Regions from separate parts of the Homo sapiens genome. Here region 2 is linked to region 1. Evidence: read pairs that join two places in POLR2A ChIA-PET (ENCODE). Cell type or tissue: Panc1. All regions are shown on one strand. Each heading gives the region's core, and the rest is flanking DNA. Links, peaks and the distances in the headings are about the cores only. Region 1 overlaps MYO7A (myosin VIIA). Region 2 overlaps GDPD4 (glycerophosphodiester phosphodiesterase domain containing 4).

Region 1 (2,916 bases), core at 231-2,730:
TGCAGGCTGCGGGGTACCTGAGAATTTGTAGGCTTCATAAAACCTGGAGAAGAGCAAGGGCCACTTGAAGCGGGCATAACTGACCACATCCTCTTTGACCTTCTGGGCATCAGTTCTCCTCTGGGCATAAATCCCCTGGAAGGAGAGAGGGACAGAGGGACAGAAGACAACATACGAGTGAGTTTGCTCTAAAAATCAGCTGCTGCTGCCTTCTAGCCAGGAGCAGCCTGGGGCTCCTGCACCTCCTGTGCATCGTGGCCTTGCCCTGCTCCCATCTGTCTGCAGCCACCCTGTCCCCACCTTTCTCATTCGTCAACATCGGCGAGCACTTTTGAGTGCCAGCTCTATGCAGGTGCTGGGGCCCAAAGTCAGAGAAAGCATAGCTGCCCCTCCAGGGAGTTCCCAGTTCAGCAGAGACAGGGAAGCAAGGATTCCAGGCAGAGCATGTGGGAGGCCCAAGGCCCTGGGGTCAGTAGGAGGCGTGTGCTGGTGCAGCAGAGGCGTGGGCAGGGCAGACGGGGAAGAGAGGGAATGGGGACACAGCGTGCGGAGCCAGGTCCTGGGGGACTGTGAGTGCAGCCACAACTGCAAGAAACTGATCTGGTGAATCTGGGAGTTAGAAAGATCAGTGTGTCAAGGGAGAACTGGAGCCTGGAGGTGAGGTGATCCGTGAGGGGTGCTGCTGTGCTCTTGGTAAGATACAAAAGCACCGGCATTGTGTTTCTCTAAAAATATTCCCCCAAGCCCTAGTGAGAACTCTGGGGTTCTGGGGTAGCATTGGAGGGGTCAGAGTGAAATCCTGGTTTTTATAGAATGTAGACACAGGCATAGGTAAGGGTGGATGTGTATGCCAGCTCACAGACGGCCCCATCTCCACCCATGAGAGCCCATGAGGGGTGCCATCCTGAGAGCGGTGAGAATTCAGAGGCAAAGAGCTCAATGTCACCAACCCAAGCTCAAATGACTCAGAGAAAATACATATGTAGGCAGAGAGACAAATCACTGAGCAAGTGTGGCTATCACCCAGTGAATCTGGGAAGTGAAGTGCACATAGCAGTCCTACTTTTTTGAACGTGCAATTTCTCCATAACTTTGAAATTATTTCAAAATAAGATGTTTTCAAAACACCTGTTATGGACTGAATTGTGTGCTTCCTTCCCCAACCTACCATATTTGCGTATTAAAGTCCTCACCCCCAGCAACTCAGAATGTAACCCTATTTGGAGATAAGCTCCTTTTTTTTTTTTTTGAGAAGGAGTCTTGCTCTTGTCCCCCAGGCTGGAGTGCAATGGCAGGATCTTGGCTCACTGCAACCTCCGCCTCCCGAGTTCAAGTGATTCTCCTGCCTCAGTCTCCGAGTAGCTAGGATCACAGGCACCCACCACCACGCCTGGTGAATTTTTGCATTTTTAGTAGAGACGGGGTTTTGCCATGTTGGCCAGGCTCGTCTCAAACTCCTGACCTCATGATCCGCCCGCCTTGGCCTCCCAAAGTGCTGGGATTACAGGCGTGAGCCACCGCGCCTGGCCCAGAGATAAGGTCTTTAAAGAGGTCACTAATGAGATATCTTGGGTGGGCTGTAATCCAATATGTCCCGTGCCCTTTTAAGAGCAGGATATTTGGACTCAGACGTGCATGTGCACACATCACTGTGTGGTGACAGATGGAGAAGACAGCCATCTGCAGGCCGAGAGGAGAAGCCTCAGGAGAAAGCCCCTGCTGACACCTTGATCTCGGAGCTCCAGGCTCCAGAACTAGAAGGAAATACATTTATTTCTGTTGTTGAAACTACCTAGTCTGTGGCACTTTGTTATGGCAGACCTAGAAAATGAACAATGCACCCTCCCACCCTACAAAAACTGTGATTCACAACTGTCCATTCTATGTGGGGCCTGGCCCAGGGCTCTGGGACAGACACTCTGAGGAGCTCCAGTCCAGGAGAGACCCAGCTCAGCTGTGGGCTCCAAAGGGCAGAAACCATGTCTGTCCCACAAAGGGCTGTGTCTCCAGGTCCTGGTATGGTGCCCAGCACATGACAAATGCCCAAAATAAAATGAATGCATAATAATAGCACCCCACCCAGGACGTACCATATGCCACAATGGCAGTGAGCCCCGAGGAGGCCCTCAGGGAGGTGGGGGTGGAGGCTGCAGCTGTTTGGGAGTTAGCTGGACAGGCTGCAGTGGCTGCCGGCATGTGAGGGCCAAGGGAGAGGAGGTGCCTGAGGATGAAGGGCAGGGCTCTCACTTGAGGGACAGAGGGGTGGCAGGGAGGAGACGCTCCTCCTCTGAAGTGGGGTTCGGGGGGGTTCGGGCCTCGGGGGAAGCAGGCTGGCGCAGGGAGCACTCAGGACTCAGGGAGAGGCAGAGGCTGGCGGGGAGCTGACCAGAGAAGGCACACGGTCAGGTGGAGGGTGGCACAGGGCTCCCGGGTGAGGACGGAGGCCACGAGGTGGAGGGGTGAGATCCGGGTCTGTGGTGCCCTCAGACTATGGAGCCCTCGACTTATGTACGGGGGCAATTCTCTTGCACAGCCAGGGCCATGGAGATGAGGCGGCCTTGGGTCCCCTACCAGCAGCCAGTGCTCCCACCTTCTCCCCATCTGGATACCCCTGCTCTACCTGGCCAGGCTCTTAGCTTGGGAGGGAACCACTCATGGCTGGTCATGGGCCTGGGCTCCAAGCAAGAGGGTCAAGGGGGCCTGTCCCTAAAGCTCCCCAGGCGGGAAGTTGGGCTGGAGTTCTTTTAGGAAAAAGGAGGTACAATTCCTAAAGCTCTGTCTAGCATCCACCGCCACTCCTGAGCTGCAGCTCTGGAAGCTATAACACCAATGAGGGGCTGGCACAAGACCAGGAAAGGGGCCCCAATACCCATGGCCCCACAGAGGCTGCAAGGTTAAGTCTGATTCCCTCTGTGT
Region 2 (2,916 bases), core at 94-2,593, 53 kb before region 1:
GACCTAACAGACAATTACAGAATACTTCATAAAATAGCTATGGAATACACATTCTCTTCATCAGCACATGGAACATTCTCCAGGACAGACCATGTGTAAGGCCACAAAACAAATCTCAACAAATTTAAAATAATTGAAATCATATTAAGTATCTTTTCTGACCACAATGGAATAACACTAGATATCAATGAGAGGAACTTTCAAAACTGTACAAGTATATACACCACAAAATACTATGCACTTATAAAAAAGAGTGAAATCCTGTCTTTTGCAGCAACATGGATGCAGCTGGAGGCCATTATCCTAAGTGAATTAATACAGGCTCAGAAAACCAAATACTGCATGTTCTCACTTATAAGTGGGAGCTAAATATTAGATATACATGAACATAAAGATGGCAACAATAGAAAATTGGGACTACTGAAGGAGGAAGGGGGCCAGGGTTGAAAAACTAACTATTAGGTACTGAGCTTAGTACCTGAGTGATGAGTTCATTCATACTTCAAATCTCAGCATCATGCAATATACCCAGGTAACAAACCGGCACATGTACTCACTGAATCTAAAATAAAAGTTAAAAAAATAAATTTTATTGGCTCAAATAAAAGAGAAAATGTAAAAATCAGATAATACTGTGTTTATAAAATTTTATGTCAAATTTAAGCTTTTTACAAATAAGATGTTATACTTTTTAAAAACTGTACAAATATATGGAAATTAAACAACGTGCTTCTGAATGATCAGTGGGTTAATGAGGAACTTAAGGAAATTTAAAAAATTTTTGAAATGAATGAAAATAGAAACACAACATACCAAACCTTATGGGATATAGCAAAAGCAGTGTTAAGAGTGAAGTTTATAGCAATAAATGCCTACATCAAAAAACGTAGAAAGATTTCAAATAAGCAACATAATCACGTATCTCAAGGTGTCCCCTTGAGTTTTTAACTCTCAGACTTGTCCACACTAATCCTCCAGGAATTTGTCAGTGATGGTTCAAGTTTTCCTACCCGAGCACTGGTTTCCTTAGTGGTTTCCATTTGTTAGGCTCATTCTGGTAAGCTATGATTCATCTCCTTTCACCTGTGTCTCCAATTTTCTGGGCAGCAGTTTGCCCTGTGTCCTCACCTCTATTACAGATCCAATAAGAGTTGTTGATTTTTCATTCTGTTCAACTTTTTACTTGTTGTTAGGATGGAGTGACAGCTTCCAAGCTCCTTACATGTGGAACCAGAAACCAGAAGTCTATTTGGTTATTTTTTGAATCAATATAGTAACGTTCATATGAGCTGTAATTTGATAATGTGCGATAGAACCTTCTGAGGCTTCGAAAAACAATTTGTCTGTAGTACATTTCTTCTTGTGGTTCTTTTTGCAAAGTAGCTTGCTAATTTTTTTTTTTTTTTTTTTTGAGATGGAGTCTCGGTCTGTTGCCAGGCTGGAGTGCAGTGGCGTGATCTCGGCTCACTGCAACCTCTGCTTCCCGGCTTCAAGCGATTCTCCTGCCTCAGCCTCTCGAGTAGCTGGGACTACAGGCACACACCACCACGCCCAGCTAATTTTTTGTATTTTTAGTAGAGACAGGGTTTCACCATGTTGGCCAGGATGGTCTCGATCTCTTGACCTTGTGATCTGCCAGCCTTGGCCTCCCAAAGTGCTGGGATTACAGCTGTGAACCACCTTGCCCAGCCTCTAATATTTAAATTTATAGGGGAGAGGTCATGAGTTCGAGACCAGCCTAGCTAACATGGTGACACCGTCTCTACTAAAAAAAAAAAAAAAAAAAATTAGCCGGGCATGTTGGTGGGTGCCTGTAATCCCAGCTACTCGGGAGGCTGAGGCAGGAGAATTGCTTGAACCTGGGAGGTGGAGGTTGTAGTGAGCTGAGACTGTGCCATTGTACTCCAGCCTGGGCAACAAGAACAAAACTCAAGAAAAATAAAAATTAAAAATAAATAAATAAATGTACAGGGAAAGTGCCATAGAGAAGAAAGAGATGTTCTTCTGACAATGGTCTCAAAGTAATAGTTTTATATTGGGACATGGAAAAAGACAGGATTGTTAGATACTCCCACTACTTAAGTGGTTGTAGTACTCTGGTGATCTGATTTTTTTATAGTAATGCAATTAATGGTAGATGTGGTGGTGCCCATATCAACAAGAAAATTGTATTGTTGGCCGGGCATGGTGGCTCACGCCTGCAATCCCAGCACTTGGGAGGCCGAGACAGGTGGATCACAAGGTCAGGAGTTCGAGATCAGCCTGGCCAACGTGGTGAAACCCTGTCTCTAGTAAAAATACAACAATGAGCTGGGCGTCATCGTGCATGCCTGTAATCCCAGCTACTTGGGAGGCTGAGACAGGAGAATCACTTGAACCTGGGAGGCGGAGGTTGAAGTGAGCTGAGATTGCACCACTGCACTCCAGCCTGGGCGACAGAACAGGACTCCGTCTCAAAAAAAAAAAAAAAGAAAAGAAAATTGTATTGTTGTTCACATGTAGTTACAGTTAGTTCTTATCAGAATCGTCTATTCAGTGGAATGTTTCCTTGATGTGGCATCATTGGACAGGTTTAATTGTCCTTCTATTTCTTTCTTTCTTTTCTTTTTTTTTTTTTTTTTTTTGAGACGGAGTTTCACTCTTGTTGTCCAGGCTGGAGTACAATGGTGCGATCTTGGCTCACCGCAACCTCTGCCTCCCGGTTCAAGCGATTCTCCTGCCTCAGCCTCCCAAGTAGCTGGGATTACAGGCATGTGCCACCACAGCCGGCTAAATTTTGTATTTTTAGTAGAGACAGGGTTTCTCCATGTTGGTCAGGCTGGTCTCGAACTCCTGACCTCAGGTGATTCGCCCGTCTCGGCCTTCCAAAGTGCTGGGATTACAGGCGTGAGCCACCATGCCCGGACTTGTCTTTCT

The links. ChIA-PET counts read pairs that join two places held together with the same protein. Peaks named below come from ENCODE experiments on the same cell type or tissue, not always from the same donor. Only the 100,000 strongest peaks of a DNase experiment are listed, where the experiment ranks them.
Region 2: POLR2A ChIA-PET joins it to region 1 with 5 read pairs; 1 of 35 experiments calls an interaction of 5 or more read pairs at or near these places.

What each region holds. Positions count from the first base shown.
Region 1 is chr11:77,194,700-77,197,615 of GRCh38, reverse strand. MYO7A (myosin VIIA) reads right to left here. Exons shown (of 49, transcript NM_000260.4): 33 at 18-135. Among named protein-coding and RNA genes, the nearest start is that of MYO7A, 68 kb to the right of the region's middle. In Panc1, for the core only: CTCF peaks have their summits at 1,468 and 1,680 (motif pointing left); a DNase peak (open chromatin) is centred at 1,665.
Region 2 is chr11:77,247,760-77,250,675 of GRCh38, reverse strand. The region is part of intron 11 of GDPD4 (glycerophosphodiester phosphodiesterase domain containing 4); the gene reads left to right. Among named protein-coding and RNA genes, the nearest start is that of GDPD4, 52 kb to the left of the region's middle. In Panc1, for the core only: no CTCF peak of the experiment used is centred there; a DNase peak (open chromatin) is centred at 1,055.